2 separate regions of the Homo sapiens genome follow, and region 2 is linked to region 1. A link is a loop called in an ENCODE intact Hi-C map of the cell type or tissue named here. Cell type or tissue: PC-3. All regions are shown on one strand. Each heading gives the region's core, and the rest is flanking DNA. Links, peaks and the distances in the headings are about the cores only. Region 1 overlaps FYCO1 (FYVE and coiled-coil domain autophagy adaptor 1). Region 2 has its middle 31 kb from the start of XCR1.

Evidence for each region. Hi-C counts contacts between places; a loop is a spot of excess contacts. Peaks named below come from ENCODE experiments on the same cell type or tissue, not always from the same donor. Only the 100,000 strongest peaks of a DNase experiment are listed, where the experiment ranks them.
Region 2: it touches region 1 in a loop (3-fold over the local background); 13 of 110 quality-filtered maps call a loop at or near these places.

The regions. Positions count from the first base shown.
Region 1 is chr3:45,981,930-45,991,215 of GRCh38, reverse strand. FYCO1 (FYVE and coiled-coil domain autophagy adaptor 1) reads left to right here. Exons shown (of 18, transcript NM_024513.4): 2 at 6,194-6,360. The coding sequence starts at 6,306. Among named protein-coding and RNA genes, the nearest start is that of FYCO1, 9.3 kb to the left of the region's middle. RefSeq lists enhancers at 2,667-3,167, 4,605-4,899. In PC-3, for the core only: no CTCF peak of the experiment used is centred there; DNase peaks (open chromatin) are centred at 2,175 and 4,715; H3K4me3 peaks cover 326 bases; H3K27ac peaks cover 3,276 bases.
Region 2 is chr3:46,053,927-46,063,212 of GRCh38, reverse strand. It overlaps a transcript of XCR1 not described here. Among named protein-coding and RNA genes, the nearest start is that of XCR1, 31 kb to the right of the region's middle. In PC-3, for the core only: no CTCF peak of the experiment used is centred there; no DNase peak of the experiment used is centred there.

The DNA.
Region 1 (9,286 bases), core at 1,287-9,286:
TAATTACAACATAATGTTCACAATTTCTACATGGTGTTTTAAGTGCATTATTTTATTCAACATACAAATAATTTATGCTCAATAAAGGAAAATTGAAAAATCAGAGAAATAGAATTTTTTTAAAAATGTGCTCATGATGGCCGGGCGCAGTGGCTCATGCCTGTAATCCCAGCACTTTGGGAGGCCAAGGCGGGTGGATCACGAGGTCAGGAGATCAAGACCATCCTGGCCAACATGGTGAAACCCCGTCTCTACTAAAATACATTTAAAAAAAAAATTGCCAGTCGTGGTGGCGTGCGCCTGTAGCCCCAGCTACTCACGAGGCTGAGGCAGGGGAAATCACTTGAACCTGGGAGGGGGAGGTTGCAGTGAGCTGAGATCGCGCCACTGCACTCCAGCCTGGCGACAGAGCGAGACTCCATTTCAAAAAAAAAGTGCTCTTGTTGCCACCATTGAAAGATTAGTAGTATTTACATCTTTGTACATTTCTATGCCTCAAAGTTTAGTTTGTATGGTGGGGCAAGGATCTATGTGTTTTGTTTTGTCTAATTCATTCATTCATTCAGCAGTAATTTATTGAGGGCTCTCCATGTGCCAGAACTGTGCTAGGGGAAATCATGAACAGCAACGAAGTTTACAGTCAAGTGGAAAGAATAGAGATTCAACAAAAAATTACCATTGTGACAAATGGCCCCAGAAGCCACAGAAGCATAATGTGAGACTCTGCAGTGAGGGCTGAGAATCATGAGCGGAGTACAGTGTGGTACCTTGTATGTTCACTTGTTCTTATCAAAGCACTTACCAGGCCTCAAGTGCTCCTTCTTACTAGTTTTTATTGGGGTATATGTTATCTATTTCTCCTGCTGAGCCTGAGTTCCTTAAAGGTCAGAGCTCCACCCACTGCCCCTTTTCACAGCTATAGCCCCGGCTCCTGGTTCAGGCTTGCCTCTTAATCGTGCTGCCAAAAAATACCTTTTACCTGGCTGGCAGTTTGTTAGCACACAGAAGTTGCCTGCTGCTTCCTCAAGGCCATGTTTTGTGGCTATGTCATATTCTATCAGAGATTCAGTTCTTAGTTCATAACTAGCTGGATTGACCCCCTGACACTTCGGTCAGGAGAGGTCCCAGAGCATATAATTTTGGAGATCTGTAGTTTTTCCCCATCTAGGTTGGGCCTGTATTCTTTGGAGCAGGAGTAGATGCACCAGTTGAGTTCTTAATTATTGATGCAGTTGTTCCAGAGATTGTCCAGATTCTCATGCCTGTCATTGTCACCTCTTGGATATTTTCTCAGCCCCACAGCGTCAAGTACAGAGGTGTGGCTCCTCCCTTGAGCAACTGCCCACCTCACTAAAAAAAGACTTGGCTTCCCCAGATCCAAAAGCAACACCTCAGAGCCCTCTAAGTCCTGCTCTCTGGGGTCCATGGACTCGAATAGTGGCTGTTTTGTATGTGTTCTGGGAGAGCAACCAAGGAAACTGCTATTGTTGGTGGGGGGAAGGGGACCAAGAGAAGGTTGAAGAAGCCATGGCAAAGCCTCAAGTTCTCATTCCCTTTATGAAAGAGAGAAGATGACAAGCAAAAAGGAGTGTTTGGGAAAGATGACCCAGGCATGCAGTGGGTTAACACTTTAATCATAGGTCCAAGGGGTTGGGTCACCTAATGAGTCTTTGTTCACGTGTGCTGAAATGCCTGCCTCTGAGCTGGCCTCTGGCAAACTCCGGAGCACTCTCCTAGCCACCCTCTTGAAGCTCTGGGAAGGGCAGTCTGCCTGCCCACTGATTGTTCCAGCCCCTGGGCCAGCAGGACCTCCAGGCCTTCGAAGCTGCAGGTACCAGCCAAGTGCCTCCCTTTCTGTAGGTGGTAACTAGATAGTTGCCGTTGGGTGTGCTGAACCAGGCCTAGGCAATGGACTCTTCCAGAAAGGCTTTTCTGCCTTTTTAACCATCCTTGTCCTTAACATTCTTTCTTGGTCAGGGGAGACTTTACAACTGGTAGGCTCCTCCTTATTTGGGACTGGGGGAGGAATCCAACTGTAAGGTGTCCTCTCTGGGTCAGCCCTTAGCTATTGTGTTGGGAGCAAAATTTTGAAGGTGGAGAAAGGTTGACTTCCACGCCTCCAACCTCCTCCTCCCCTGATGATTCTTCTTTCCTTGTGTGACTACTCAGATGCTGTCTGAGCCAGTTTCTGGGCAATATTATGAGTATTAGTCACTTGGACCATAGCATAAATAGGTTTGCATGAGTCAGTCAGCATCTTTGTATCTTAATTTGACTAAATTGCCGTTGCTATTGTTTAAGGCATTTAGGGCATCTGGGCAGGTATAGAAAAAACTTGGAGGTCAGAGAAGGTCCTTTACTTCTAAAATGATATCTAGGTCATGACTAGGAACTCATACAGTAGTACCAAGTGAAAAATAAGAATTTTAAAAAATGCATTGAGTCCCTTTTCCTCTTTGTCAGAAAACTGGATGTTTTCAGACATTTTGGATAGGCTTAAACATAATTTTGAGTTGTTGGCAAGGAAATTCAATGCTTCCAAAGATTTTATAAAACGCATTTCTCTGATATTTGAAAGAGCCTGTCAGAGACAGCAACGAAGGTTTTTACATGTTGTGCAACAAGGACTGTGGGTTTATGAGGTGATTGGCACACTGGGGGCCCTGTGAGGTGTGTGAGTCCTGGAGTCCTTACGCTGGTGCTGGGGCAGCCGTGGTAGTATGTACAGAGCTTTGAGTGTCTCCTGAGTTAGGAGAGCCATTTGCTAATGGGTTGTAGATGTCAGGATCAGGCTGGTTCATGCCAGGAGTCTGTGATTCCCTCAATGAAAGGGCAAGCTTATCTAGAGACACAAGGAAGTTGGCCATGTTTGGAGAGTGATCTTGCCCATTCTGTGCCTTTTGTTGGTTAGTAATGACCTCAGACCGAGACGGAGGAGCAAGGAGGGCAAGATGCTGAGTTCCTGAAAATAGCATCCCCATGGTGACCATGTTCTCTATGGAAGCTCTGATTTACTTCCTGAATCCCTGTGAGGTGATGACCCAGAGCCAGAGTGGGGAAGCCCACCACACCCCACAGGCCTGGCAGGCAGTTTCTTAGGGCTCATTATGCTGGTGGCGACACAGGCTCTTTGAAAAATCAGCTTGTGTAATGAGTGGCTGGGAACAGCTCACCCCACGACCTGGGAACTTGACACCAGCCAAGAGCACACTCCCAAGGTCAGACAGAGAAGGTCTCCTGCCTTGGGCTCACACAAGGGCAGTGTCACCAAAGCACCAAGAAGTCTTAAAGGAGTGTGTTGCCATCTGTGTTCAGGCTTATGATGCTGTTTGGGTTTGCAGACATTGTTTCCCTTGTGCCAGACTCCAGTTAGGGCTGGTTTCCAGAAAATCCAGCTGGTTGGTTCCTTCATTGTCCTGGCCGCAGCCCGGATGAGTTACTCAGGATCTGTTGTTGCTATCACCTCCTTCCCAAGCTCCACCCTCTCCACAGACATGGTCAGAAGTGTACACACAGACCCAGTGGGCTGCATTTAAAGATCACAGGGTATCACTCCAGTCGTCTTTCTCCAGGATTATTTCTCTCAGAGACTGCAAACTCCTCTGTGTTGGCAGCAGCCAAATAAGAGGAATGCAGTTAGAGAAACAGCCTTTACTCTTGTGTGCCTCCGTCCCAGCATCCTTTTCTTTTTGGCTCTCTCCAGTGACTGCCTGTTCACTTTTTAGGCCTGGCCATCACAGAGTGTCTACCACTTCTCCCTTCCCCAAGCTGAATTAGATTTTCCCTTCCTCAGATCCCACTGCATTTTTTTTTATAAATTCATCCCAATGCTCCTTTTTTGTGAGATATAACTTATAGTTATATGAGTTGTGACAAGTGTATGTTTGTCAAATACATATAGTCATGTAACCATCACCGTAATCAAGGCAGTAAACAGAATTGCCCCCCATATTTTCCTGTGCTCCTTTGTAGTCAGACTCTCCCTTCTCCCCTAGACCCTGGCAGCTACTGATGTGATTTCTCTCCTAATGATTTGCCTTTGCCAGAATAGCATATAAATGGGATTGCACAGTTGTGGTGGTTTGAGAGGCTTCTTTGACTCAGCACAGGGCATTTCAGATTCCTCCATGTTGTTTTGTATGCCCATAGTTCATATCTTCTCAGTACTGAGTGCCCATGACTTTTTATCCATATCTCTACGTGAGCCTCTTCCATTGTATCTGGATATGTGATATTTTTCCATCTGTCTCCTTGATGGGTAGCCAGGCTCTTCCAGGGCTGGACTGTGTCTTGTGTGCCTCTGTATCCCCAGCCTGCATGTAGCAGACACTTGACGGAATGTGCTGGGGCAGCTGTGTGTTGATAGTGGAGGTTCTTATCCTCTCTGGCTCTCTCTAGGGCCCCGGCTGGTCCCTGCTCAGGCCTGTGTTCAGCTGGTGACCTGGAGAGACACCCAGGGATGGGCAGGCAGGCTTCTCATAAAGCACTCCCATCCTCAGTTTGGTGTCCCTGATGGATGGGTGCCAACACTTGTTGGGAGGTTTGGGGGGTTCTCTGTGGCTCCCCTGAAGCTCTTCTCTCTGGGACTCATGAATTCCTGGGACTGTGGTACGGGCATGTGTCTGTTTCCTTCCTAAGCCAGAGAAGCCCTCTTTGGGCCTTGTTTGCACTGAGTCACAGCTACATTGGCTAGTTAGTTAAAAATAGGCTCTAGTTATCTCTGCCCTGTGATAGGCCCTCTCCTCGGGCAGAGGCAGGAATCCTTATGTAAATATTTGGAGGAGCTTGTGGCTGGGGTGGTTTCCATGCCAGGATCTGCTTGCCTGGACTCCTGGAGCCACGAGGGCAAGGTGGCAGTGGGAGAGTGAGAGGTGGCATGTGTTAGAACACTCAGGGTGTTCACATTACTTGGGAGATGCTGGAGTTCATGGTAGTACCTCGAGCCGGTGGAAGTGGTTGGTCATTTGCTGTAGTGACAATGGCTGAGTCTTAAAAAGTCAGTAGGACTTATTGGAAAACCACCAGGTTTGAAATCAGACTGACCAGAGTTCAGTCTCTGTGATTCCTCGCCTTACTGGCCCGTGGCCTAAAACAAGTTACATGACTCCTCTGAGCATCATTTTCTCCTTTGTAAACAGGGACGATGTTATCTGCTCCACCAGGGTGATTGTGAGAATTAAAAGTGATCATGTGTGTAAAGCACGTAACAGAGCCCTGCACGCAATAGACCCTCATTTAGTGCCGGCTGCCACCACAGCCAACTCTAGTCTTGCTATCTACTTTGCCAGCAAACATTACAACCTTGCACTGGATATCTAAGGGAAGAATGAGAGGTTCTGAAAGGACGTAGGATCTCCAGATGCATGTCCAGACCTCTTTCCAATGTGCTCACATCTCTTTAACTTCTGTTGGCCTTCAGCCCTACGGGTAAATCACTTCAACAGCTGCCCATGTAGGGCTGATAACTCAGGACTCACCAGCTGGGAGAGGACTGTAACCAAACTTAAAAATAGAGACACATCCATTGCCTGGTGCAGGGGCTGTGCAGGCCTCTGGAGAGAAGGCCAGGCAGCATCTGCACACCCAGGCTGAGTTGGACTCTGGGCAGCTGGAGGCTTCAAGCCTCACGACGAAGGGGACCCTGCCAGGCAAGCCCGGCTTTCCTTGGTCCAGAAGTTCTGAGGGTATGTGTCCTCATCCTCTCCCCCAACTAGCACTGCCTGGCTAGAGACTGACCATTCTTCAGAGAAAGAAAGGTGGAGAGGGTGTGGGGCCAGGTGTGGGGGAGATGGGGATCCTTAGGCTTAGCAGAGCTGTCTGAAGCTGGGCTGCACTGATTCCGTGTAGCCTTTGGTATAAGGGGATGGAGAGAGCCACTAGGTGGCTTTTTAAAGGAAAGTAAGGCAGTCCTATCTAAGGTGAATGGAAAGTGAGCTCAAAAAGATAGGCTGCAATATGATTGATCTAATTTCTTGTTTAGCCCCAAACCAGGTCACTGTGTCTGAATAGAAGTGTGTCAGAAACAAACCAGAGAGTGCCCACAGAACAAGGCCCACACAGAAAGGTCAAGCCCTCCTGTTGAGGGAATACACCCAGATAGGGTGACCTTTGTGCCCAGAGCAGAGTTCTCTAATATTGTCGTTAAATTGTGTCTGTATCTGCTTCCTCCATGGCCTCCCCTTCCTCTGTGCAGGTGCCACCATGGAGTCTGACCACTGCTGAGCAGACAGCCACCGAGGGCCGAAATTCTGAGCCTTCCTCTGGACCCAGGCAGGAGACATACAGACAAGAAAGGCAAACTCACCATGGCCTCCACCAATGCAGAGAGCCAGCTCCAGAGAATCATCCGAGACTTGCAAGGTATGGTAGGTTGCTGGGCAGGCTGAGTTTGGTTTTGAGGGACTTGTGGCAGGGCTTTTTGCTGTTGCCAGTTGAAATTCAACCCTTTCATTTTTGTTCACACAACGAGTAATTGGAGTCCTCAGGTCACATCATATTGAAATATTTGGGTCTCAAATATCCACCTTGTGTAAGGCTTGGAAAGCTTGCCTGGTTTCCTTTCAGAGAACTGTAAAGCCAGTTTGTAAACAAAATCATACACCCGGCTCCAGGACTGGGTCTGATTTCCATTAGTGCACACATGTGTGTTTTGAAGCTGCCTGTTAAGTCTTTGGCTAAATCCCAAACTTCTGGGCTCTGATGAAGTTGGCTTCTTTGGAAAAGAATGTTCTTTCTCCCACTGAGCAGGAAGGACAGAGACCCACCTATCTTGTTTTGCTGCCCAACTGGGTCCTGGCTGGCGGATGGCCCATTGCCTGGGATGCACTGTAGGTCCAGTCCTGCTGCCTCCCAGACTTCCCTGAGCTCAGCGTTGTCCACTGAGAGAGGCTATGACTTGTATCCCTTATCTCACTGGAGAAAAGCAAGGCAGAGGAAGGTGCAGATAAAGTTTCATAGACTCAGGAGAAACGGACTATTTTCTTTTTGGCTGCAAATTCCAAGTTTCACTCTTTCAGATGCTGTCCCAGGGGTCAGAGTTTTTATAAGTTTTCCATCCCCACTCATCACCAGTGCTGACCTTTAAGCTCTTCGGAGCTCTAGGACACTTGATACTACACAGTCTGAAGCTGACCACTTCCTCCATGCCTGCAGAGTCCGCTGTGACACTTTTCTGACAGACTAAAGGCCCAGGCTTCTAACTGCTTGGGCACCACAAGCAGTTATCTCCCATACCAGGAGCCATTGGCCTAGCATGGCCACAGTGCAGTTCTCATTCTGAAGTTCCAAAGTCAACAAGATAAAAAACATTTTCTCAGGCTTTTAATCTTGTGTCTACCATGCCTTGGGCCTCTGATAGCTAACAATTTCATGGCATTTCATGTGCACCGGGCACTTTCTATACCAACAGCCTGGCACCAGTCTATGCTCCTAACCACTCTAGTCTACTTTCAGCTAAGACATTAGATGCTTTTTTAAATCTACACAGAGAGGCAGAGAAAGTGAAATGCCAGTCTCTGCAAATCTGAGTTTGCCACTGGCTTTAAGAGGTCTCTCCATAAAGTAGATAGTCTTTTCTGTGTTTCAATATCTGGTTCTTGAGGATAACTTTGAGACCTGGAGGTCCTTATTGGGAGGGAAGAGGGTGAAATAGGGGACCCTCAGGTAGAGCTTCTGATCTAGACCATTGTCTATCCTATGTACCAGCTGAGTCTGGCCACCCCCAACATCCTGGGCTGATTTCAATGTCCTTTACATAGGCCACAGAGCACTTTGGTGGGAATTCTTGAAAGGTGCCACTTTCTCAGTACCCTCCACTTTCATCTGTTGGTAAACGTCTTAATAAGCATACAAATCTACAGCATCTACCATGAGAGTGGAGTGTCCTTAACTGAGGCATCTTTGTGTGGTACACAGCCTTCACTCCTCTGCAGGGCAGCCCACTTATCCTCTTGGTGACAGCAGTTTCAAAGACTTTGGAGTCAGGCAGGGGTGTGCTCAGCTTCTGGCTTCTCTTTTAACCCTCGAAAATGTTGGACAAGTCCCTTCACCTTTCCAACGCACAGTTGCTTCCTTCATGTGCCAGGTGGGTTTGATGATAACACCCACTTCTCAAGATTATTGAAAGAATCAAATAGTAATTCCTGCAAAGCTAATATTACTTAGAATATCAGAGATTAGAGCTGAAAATTTCATATTTCATATCCAGAGTCTACTCCTTCAAAGTTTCAGGAGTTCCCAGATCAGGTTGCGAGTGTTTACCTGGCCTGAGGAGGCAGGAGGGTGGAGGAGGAAGGCTCTTTGTCTCTCCCAGGCCCCTGGCTCACTGGCTGTCAGTGCCAGCCATTGCAGACACTTCTAGCAAGGTACAGTGGACAACAGTCACTTGTAAGAATCAGTCCCAAGAACCTGTCTCCACCATTTGCTAATCTTTGCCTGAGGGGTCGTGTTGATTACATTTTCAGCCATCTTAGGCTTGGCTTCAGTCCTGGACAGGTCTGCTTCAAACCATGGTTCTTGGGAGCAGGGTTTAGGAATTTAAGAATTGCCAGAGAAGCAGATAGTTTTGTGAAGCACATCCCACCATCTCTGCTGGGAAAAGGTTTTCCAGGATCTAAACCAAATCCAGTGTCTCGATAGTCCCTCTGTCCCACAGCAGAGGCAGTGAGTGAGAGTCAAAGGTGGGTTTTCCTCTTTTCTACACAGGGAGGTGAATTATCTTAGAAGTTAAGAGGTGAGCTCTGGAGTTAGACAGCTCTTGAGAAAACCAGGGTTCTTATTCCAGCTCTGCTGTTTGCCACCCATGATCTTTGGCCAAGTGCTCTGATTTCTCTGTACACTCCTCATCTGCAAAATGGGGATAATCATAGCAGACTTCATAGATTCTAAATTGTACTTTTTTTTTTGACATTTTAACAGCTCTGAAACTGTAATGTATATTATAATTAATTGTATCTTAGATTCATCGAAATAAGGCAATCCCTGCCTCTCAATGCCATATTAAATGAGAAAAATACATGTAAAGGCCCAGCCCCTCAAGGACACTCAGTTAACAGAAGCAGGTGCGGTTGTCATTGTTGGAATTGTGATTGTCACTACTATTATTTGCACATACTGGGTATTCTGATCCTGCGCTTACCTATAATGAGCAGTAGGATTATAGTGAAGAACCTGAAATGTGGCTAGAATAAAGGTAAAGCTTTCTGGAAGTCAGTATTCAGGGACTGAATTGATTCATCCACACAGCAAACATTTGTTGTCCAGCTACTATATGCAAATTACTAGCCCT
Region 2 (9,286 bases), core at 871-8,870, 72 kb before region 1:
CACCTTTGTAAATGGTCTCTTCCTTGAATTGTCATCAATTACCTTTTTGAGAGAGCCACTTGATTCCTACTGGGACCCTGAATGATAGAGCTATAGCAGCTAGGATAATAATTCGGAACTTTATCCCAATAGCAATTCTAAGAAAATGATAACCTTCCATTCAGTGGTGTGCTAGTAAATTTTAACAACCAGGTCTCTAAAGGAAAAAGCTCTGATTTGCAGTGTTTGTCTTGAGGTCCAAATACTTCCACTTTGGCTGATTTCAAGCTTGCAACTTTCCTAAAAATAGAACACAAACTGGTATGAGCCAGCTCCTGCATACTTCTGCCCAGATCCAAAACCAACTCTCCTATCTTCCACCACTAGAGCCACCCCAGCCCAGAGATAGGCTAGGAGTTCCATCGGAGACGACAGGCCCTCTGGATGCTGCCAACCTCCTTTCTGCTCCTTTCCACAAGGCCCTGTTGCCTCCTGGGGAAAGGATGGCCCATGTTAGGCTTGAGAAGCCAGAATGGCCCTGAGCTCCTGTTCTGTTGGAATTTCAAAAGTGAACCCCAAGAGGGAATTAGAGATACAAGAGAACTATTGGGGAAAATTCCCAAAAGAGTAACGGGAGAAGGAGCAAAAGTAGGCAGGGAGAGCCTTTAGACAGAGATGCAGATCCAGCACCTATAAAAGGAAGGGGGAAGGAAAAAGGATCCAGGAGGTTGAACCTTAGACCGTAACATAGAAAGTTCTGAGGAAGTCTTGGCAAGGCCAATGGGGAGACCCAGGGCAAAAGTTGCCCTTAGAGGAGTTCTGCTCCAGGCAAGAATGGGAGGGCTCCAAGTTCAGTCATTAGCCAGAAGTAGTGGGGGGTGTGGGGAGACTGGCATGTGGCCTCAGTGTTCATGGTGGAAGTAGCTGAGGCCATCATTCCACCATGCATCCTGCAGCAGGGTCTCCTGAAGGACAGCTGAGCGGGCATGTCCATGGCTGCTGCAGGGACTCACATCCACTGGTCCTGCTTCCAGGAGGCCTGCATCTCCCCAAGGAGTTCAGAAACCATCTATTTTCTCCTGAACCCTAACCACTCACTGAAAAAGCCCCAAAGTCCCAGAGGTGCCCTGGGCCCAATTCTGCTGACTCAACGTCTTCTGTATGTAATGGGCACTGTCCAAATTGGAGTCTGGCTGACACCTCCAAAAGCTTATGGCACTCCCTTCATGATCCTTTGCCACACAAAACCCTTCCCTTAGGGGTTCCGGGGATGGAATCCATCCCAGAGAAGATACCTTCTATGCCAGACTCTTCAAATCCAGCTTTGCCCACAGTGCTGGACCTAGCTGGGCCTCTGAATTCAAGCCCCCATTCCAATGCTTTACACTCACCTGGGGCTTTCTCAGTCACCATGCCCAGATGCCCAGGAGACCAGGGAAAGAAGCCCAGGCCTGGCACCCCCATGACTCCTTCTGGCATCAGCCGCCTAACCCCCATCCTCTGTACCTCTAACTCCCCATATTCCTTTCCCCTCGCAGGACCCCAGGCTCCAGCTTCACTGAGATATGGCTGTATCTTCTGATTTTAAAAGGACTGTCCTAAGGAGTCCTTGGAAGCCATGCTTCAGCCCAAAGGTTCTCAGCAAGGAAGTTGAGCAACATCCCATAAGAGAGAAGGGAATGCAGGGGAATGTCCCACGTGAATGTTCACCAAAGGGTGAACTCAGTAGAGGAAATTTTTAATAATCAAGTGGTTTGGATGATCCACTCTGTGAGTCAGTTAGCTTCTTTCTCCAGACACTCCTGTCATCTCCCAACAGATTCATGGACAAAGTGGCCATGGTGGCAGGAATTGAAGTTATGCATGGGCTCAGCAACATGGACTTACACTCACCAAGGCTGACCTGGCTGCAGCCTCTGCTGAGCATTCAGTTGGCCAGAAGCAAAGATCAACACTGAGTCTCTGATAGGGACAATTCCCCAGAGTGATCAGCCAGCTTATTTAGTGGTAAGCTGACTACACGGGACTGTTTCCATCATGGAAGAGGCAGTGTTTTGTTCTTACTGGAATAGACACTTACTCTGGACACAGATTTGCTTTCCTCCCATTCCCCCCACCAAAAAGGATTTGCTTTTTCTGAATGCAATGCTTCTGCAAAAAATAAAAAATAAAATAGTAATAATACCATCTGTGGACTTGAAGAATACTTTTTCCACCATCATGGTATTCCCACATAACATTACTTCTGAGTAAGGAACTCACTTCACACCAAATGAAGTGTGGCAGTGGGCTTATGCCTATTCAATTTACTGGACTAACCATATTCCCCATCATCCTGAAGCAGCAGGCTTGATAGAATAGTGGAATGGCCTGTGAAGACTCAATTATGGTGGCAGCCAGATGGCAATATCTTGTAGTACTGGGGAAGCGTCCTCCAGGAGGATGTGTGTGCTGTAAATCAGCATCCAATATACATACTGTTTCTCCATAGCCAGGAGTCACCGGTCCAGGAATCAGGAGATAGAAATGGGAGTGGCACCACTCACTATTACCATAGGTAATCCCCTAGCAAAATGTTTGCTTCTGTTCCTGTGACCTTATGCTCAGCTGGTCTACAGGTCTTAGTTACAAAGGGAGGAATGCTTCCACCAGGAGATTCAACAATGATTCCATTGAATTACAAGTTAAAACTGCCACCCTGCCACTTTGGGCTCCTCTTACCTATGAATTAACAGGCAAATAAGGGAGTGCTGTGTTGGTTGGGATGATTGATCCTGATTACCAAAGGGAAATTGGGCTGCTACTACACAATAGAAGAAGACAAAGTATATTTGTAATACAAGAGATTCCTTAGGGCACCTATTAGTACTACCATGTCCTGTGATTAAAGTCAATGGAGAACTACAACCGAGTTCAGGAAGAACTGCTAATGGCCCAGGTTTCAGAAATGAAGATTGGGGTCACCCACCAAGCAAAGAACCATGGCAAGCTTAGGTGCTTACTGAGGGCAAAAGGAATAAGTCATGGGTAGTGGAAGAAGGTATCTATAAATAGATACAGCTATGTTATATAAACAGCTATGACCATATGACCAGATGCAGAAATGAGGACTATATATGAGTATTTCTTTCTATTTTGTTATATGTTTGTACGGATAGATATGCATTAAGCAAATATTTTTGAGTTTTTCCCTCTTTATACTCTTATCATCTAACATAAGATGTATTAACAGTGATTGACTTTACGTCCTAGTATTTAAGTTACAAGGTATCTAGGGAAAGAACTACTATCACTCAAGGACACTGCAACCTGTTCCAGGGAAAAGGTTAGCACAATTTCAGTTGTATCATGTTAATAGAAAGTATGACTTTCTTATTGTAAAGATAGATATAGATATAAATATAGACGATAGCTGTAGATATCCATTCTTCTGGTTTTGTTTCTTTGGTGGAACGTTTATTTACACACACCTCAATAAAGGTGTATACACAAACACAAAAACTTTGTCAGGGACATTGGTCATGAGTATTCAGTCCTCAGCCAAGTGGAAGTGAAAAGTAGCCAGGCACCATTTCCTCTTTTTTGCTAAAAGTGGGAAATGGAATACGTATACTGCATGTTATATAGAAGTAAGAGTGAAAGTTTTTTTTTTAACATCATTGTCACTGAAATTAGAAATTGGGAACTAAGATTTTCTTTCTGAAATCAACTAGCAAATTCAAATGTTCACAGGCTGCAATTTGTGGGACTGAACCCTGAGACTGTCTATAAATAATGTGATTGAGAGTTTAAGTACCTATTTTTCCTTCCAAGCAAAATGAACAACCAAGTGCAATGCTCCAAGTTCTGCCTACTGGGAGTATTTCTTCTCATCACTGTGGTTTAGGAATGACCCAGAGAGAAGATGTATTGCTACACCTGAACATCTTGGGTGATGCCTGCATATTGTGCACAACCAACTATAAGCAAACTTGAGTTTTTCTCTTCCTCATTCAGCTAATCACAGGGAATTCTTCATGAGGCCATAGGTACAGGCTGAGACAGAGAAGGCAGTGTAGGAAGAATCAGCTCTATAGGTATATGGGCCACTTCCTCAGCTAACTTTCTTGTGCCTTCAAGGCTGGCTCGGGCCTGTCTCATATTTACCATTTCCATTTGATGATGGAGTGCTATTGTGCACACCCCACCTTAGGATTTAGTGGGTCAGACAGCAGTAAAAGGGCTGCTTCTGCTGGCAAAGAAGACTCAACAATATTTAGGGATGTAATGACCCCACCTTCCTTAGGATCTTTTCATATGTCCCCACTCTGATTTTGAAGAGCCCATTACTTCCCAATCAATGCCTTCACTCTAACAGAAGACACCCTATGGCCGGTCATCATGGCTCACACTTGTAATCCCAGCACTTTGGGAGGCCAAGGTGGGTGGATCCCTTGACCTCAGGAGTTCAAGACCAGCCTAGGCAACATGGTAAAACCCTGTTTCTACAAAAATACAGGAAAACTAGCTGGGCATGGTGGCACCCGTCTATAGTCCCAGCTATTCAGGACTACAACTACTCAGGAGGCTGAGGTGGGAGGATCGCTTGAGCCCAGGAGGTAGAAGCTGCACTAAGCCATGATCTCACCACTGCACTCCAGCCCTGGTGACAGAGTAAGACCTTGTCTAAAATAAAATAAAATCAGAAGATGCCCTGCAACGTTGTGAATTCAATTTGCATTGTAATACAGCCACTTGCAGGATAAGACTCAGGATTTGGTTTTCAGAAATTCCAGTCCTGCATCTACAGAGACAGGGTTTCTTTAAGGACAGACATAGAAGCTTTTGGATCATATATGTGGAGCTCAGCTGGCAATTTGAAGCCCTGAGTTCATCCTTTTCCTTCTCCACTTTCTCTAACATAGTCAGGAGCAACCAGCCAATCTCACTATACACCTTATTTTGACTAAATGCCCCAAAGGTATCAAATACATGATCACCAGAACCTTACCTTTAATAAGCATTTGATCAGGAATATCCAGGAATATTTTGCCACCTCATTCCATGCCCTCTTTACCAATGGAAATAGAGTCATTACTGGCCTTAAATTGAATCATACGAGAGAGGCAATTCAGAAAATTCATCCTTAAGATTTTGTTCTTTTAGAACCACTTCCATTACCTAAATCCATATGAGTCAGGCTTTCACTAGAGAAACAGAACCAGTAGGATATCCAGTAGGATGTAGGAGATAGGTAGCAAGATAGATGATCGATAGATGATAGATACATAGATGGCAGATAGATAGATAGATGGATGCGTAGATAGATAGATAGATAGATAGATAGATAGATAGATAGATAGATAGATAGACAGACAGATAAGATGATAATAGGTACTAGATAGAGATTTATTGCAAGAAATTGTCTTACACAATTGTAGGGACTGATTAGGGAAATCCAAACTCTGCAGGGCAGCCATCGGGAAGAGCAGGCTGGAACTCTCAGGTAAAGGCTAACTGCAATCCACAGGCAGAATTTCTTCTTCAGGGAAACCAGTTCTGCATTCACGCCTTTCAACTCTAGGAGGAATCGGGCCTCCTAGAGTATTAGGAATAATTTCCTTTCCATAAAGTAAACCGATTGTAGATGTTAATCACATCTACAACACCTAGAATCATGTCTGATTGAATAGCTGTGGAATACAGCCTAGCCTAGATGGCACATAAAACTGGCTATCACAAGGTATAATTAAAGTACAATAAACTGCACCTATTTAAAGTGTGTCTTCTGATTTATTTTAACATATGTGGAAACCCATGAAATTATCACCAAAATCAAGACGCCAATTTTTTCATCATCCCCAACAGTTGCTTTGCGCCCCTTTATAATCCATCTTTCCCTCATCCCAAACCCCAGGCAACCACTGATCTGATCTGTTTCAGTCACTATAAATTAGTTGGCATTTTCTAGAACTTTACATAAATGGAATCAAGCCAGGTGCAGTAGCATATGCCTATGGTCCCAGCTACTTGGCTAGCTGAGGCAGTTGACTCTCTTGAGCTCAAGAATTTAAGTCCAGCCTAGAAAACATAGCAGGACTCACCTCTAAAAACTAAAAACGGAAAACAATGGAATCATACATTATGTACTCTTTCTTGCTTCTTGCATTTAGCATCATTATTTTGAGGTTCACTCACATTGTAGGGTGATGATGAATCTGTTTCTTTTTAATGCTGAGAGTATTTCACTGTGTGGATATTCCACAGTTGATTTATCCTTTCACCCACTGATGGACACTAGGGCTGCTTTAAGTTTTGCTTTATTACAAGTAAAGCTGCTACGGTCTTTTGTGAGCAAATGTTTGCACGGAAATTGTTTTTGGCTTTCTCTAGTAAATACCTAGGAGCCAGATGACTCCTAGGTAAACAAACACATGGGTGTTTGTTTAACTTTCAAAGAAGCTGCCAGCCAGGTACAGGGGCTCCAAGCCTGTAATCCCACCACTTTGGGAAGCCAAGGTGGGCAGATCACTTGAGTTCAGGAGTTGGAGACCAGCCTGAGCAAGATGGCGAAACCCCATCTCTACAAAAAAAAAAATAAATAAATACAAAAATTAGCCAGGTGTGGTGGCATGCGCCTGTAGTCCCAGTTATTTGAGGGGCTGAGGCAGGAGAATTGCTTGAGTCCAGGAGGTTGAGGCTGCAGCGAGCTGTGATTGCACCACTGCACTCTAGCCTGGGCAACAGTGTGAGACCCTGTCTCAAAAAAAATAAAAGAAAGAAAAACTGCCAAACTGCTTTCTAGAATAATTGTACCATCCCCCCAAGTTTTAAATTTGTCACCCAAAAGTCCTTGATTGGTATGTGGGTCATAAATTTTGTGTTAAAAGAAGTATTGAAATGAAAACTTGAGGCTGGTTGCAGTGGCTCACGCCTGTAATCCCAACACTTAGGGAGGCTGAGGCAGGTGGATCACCTGAGGTCAGGAATTTGAGGCCAGCCTGGCCAACATGGTGAAACCCCATCTCTACTAAAAATAAAAAGAAAAAAAACGAACTCTTGAAATGCTAGTCTGACCCCTATATAACAAGCACTGCACCTACACCACACATTTCTGAGAGCAGTAGGAAGAAGAGTGGAGGAAGACAGTCCCAGCCAGCCTAAGGAGTCAAGAGACTGCTTAACAACCAATCCCAACCCCAAGCCCAATCTTGGAAACAAGTGTGGCTCCCCTTAAACCAAGCCCTAGAAACCTGAGACTTTGGAGCCAGACAAGTTGGACTGAATCCCACTCAACCACCATTTTCTTGCTGATTAACTGTGAGTGACTTTAACCTCTGAGCACCTCTGCTGGCTTATCTGCAAATTTCAAATATTGATTGTCTCTTCTTCATAGTGTTGTTAAGAGATCTGATTAAGTTGATGCTTGGCAGAGTGGTGGTGGCTCCCTTAACTCCATGTTTCCACATGGGCCCTACTGCTGGACAAGCAGGGATCCTTCAAGGTACCTTGAAATTACGGAATCCAGGTCTCCAGAGGACCCTCTGAGGTACTGTAACTGTAATAGGTTCATTGCCTGATGCACAGAGCAAGTCAGTACACCAAGACACCGGGTTGCAGCAGAGAAAGAGGTTTAATCATAGGGCCACTGAATGAGGAGATGGGAAGAAACTTCAAATCTGTCTCACTGAGGAGTTTGTGGCTAGGGTTTTTAAGGGTTTTGGAGTGAGCCAAAGTGTGGAGACTGTTGACTGGTCAAAGAGTGCAGGGTGAAGTCATGGGACAAGAGGATGAAGAAACTGTATTTTCATTATGATCCATTCGTCTGGAGGGGTCTTCAAACTAGTTGGCAACAGCTGTTTGGCTGGAATTTGGGATCTGGAAAACATCTTAGAAATTCTTAAACAAAAACCTTCTGATTTTGTTTATGATTGTTTTGTTCATGTACATGACTCAGATCTTATCTATCTTAAATAAAAGCCTTATGATTCTAACATCAGAAATCCTATCTATAGGAACAACAGGGATGCCAATGGTCAGTATCAAGTGCTACGTGACTTTTGGTTACAAAGAAGTGAGTGGAAGTGTACCCTGATTAATGCTTCATTATATGTATTTCTGTCCAAAATTCTTGTTAACTCTGCAAGGATGGCTTCAGCACTCTGTCTACTTCTTCCTGGCCTGAACTCAATACACTGCAGAGGGCAACAAGGGATATAACTTAAGAGAGACCTTCTTCCTCCCACCCTGAGTTACATATGCCTTTTCTGCTAAGGATTCCACCAGTGATCGATTTCCTTAGGTCAGTTTTTCCTGATCTTGGCTGACCATTGGCTCCTAGGTGCATTTGACTGATCATCCGTGTCTGTGGACCACTTCTTATTCAGGTGGCAATGCTTCCCAGCACAAACCAATGAGATGCCTGACCCCCTCATTCATCATGATTGCTTCCTTGCCCCTCCCTAGTTCCTGTTTTTTTACACATTGTTACATTTCTTTCCTGCTATATAAACCTCTAGTTTTAGTTGGTCAGGGAGATGGATTTGAGACTGAGCTCCCATCTCCTCAGCTGCAGCACCTGATTAAAGCTTTCTTCCTTGGTAATACTCGTCATCTCAGTCACTGATTTTCTGTGCAGCCAGCAGCAGTACCTACACCAAACCCCTGGTGTTTCGGTAACAGTAATCCATCACACTCGCCCCCCCCTCGTCCTTTTGAGTGTCCATTGTCTACCATTCCACACTCTACACTCTTGTGTACACATTATTTAGTTCCCACTTTGCAGGGAGCCGAACGCCCGTGGGACTGACCAACTCAGCATTCCACTGGATGCTATATGATCAAACAACAAACTGTTTATCATGAACGCAGGATCTGGGCAAACTCACGACTGCTCCCACTGCCAGAAGGTTTGCTGAGGGCAATCGCTTCCTGGCCTCAAGCTCCTTGAGGTTATCTACTGGGACATCTAGAGAATGCAGTCTTGCAAGCCTACTCTGGACCAAGCAGCTGACCCCTTCTTCCACACCCACCTTCTCGCTATCTCTTTTGCCTAATAAATATGGAGGGCTGTGTAAAGCTCAGGGCCCTTGTCCACTAGAGGCAAGGTGCTCCCTGACCCCTTCTTCCAAATATGCTCTTTTGTCTTTGTCTTTTATTCCCGCGTTTGCCCCCCTTTGTTCAGTCCCCCTAGGTCCATGTGGGTTACATAGTGGCACCCCAGAAAAGGGACTTTGAGGACGTGAATGAAGAAGATCTGCTGGAGCAGAGGAACTGAAACTGACAAGGCGAACAGGGAGCCCGGGATGAGTCTGCCAGCAGCGGATAT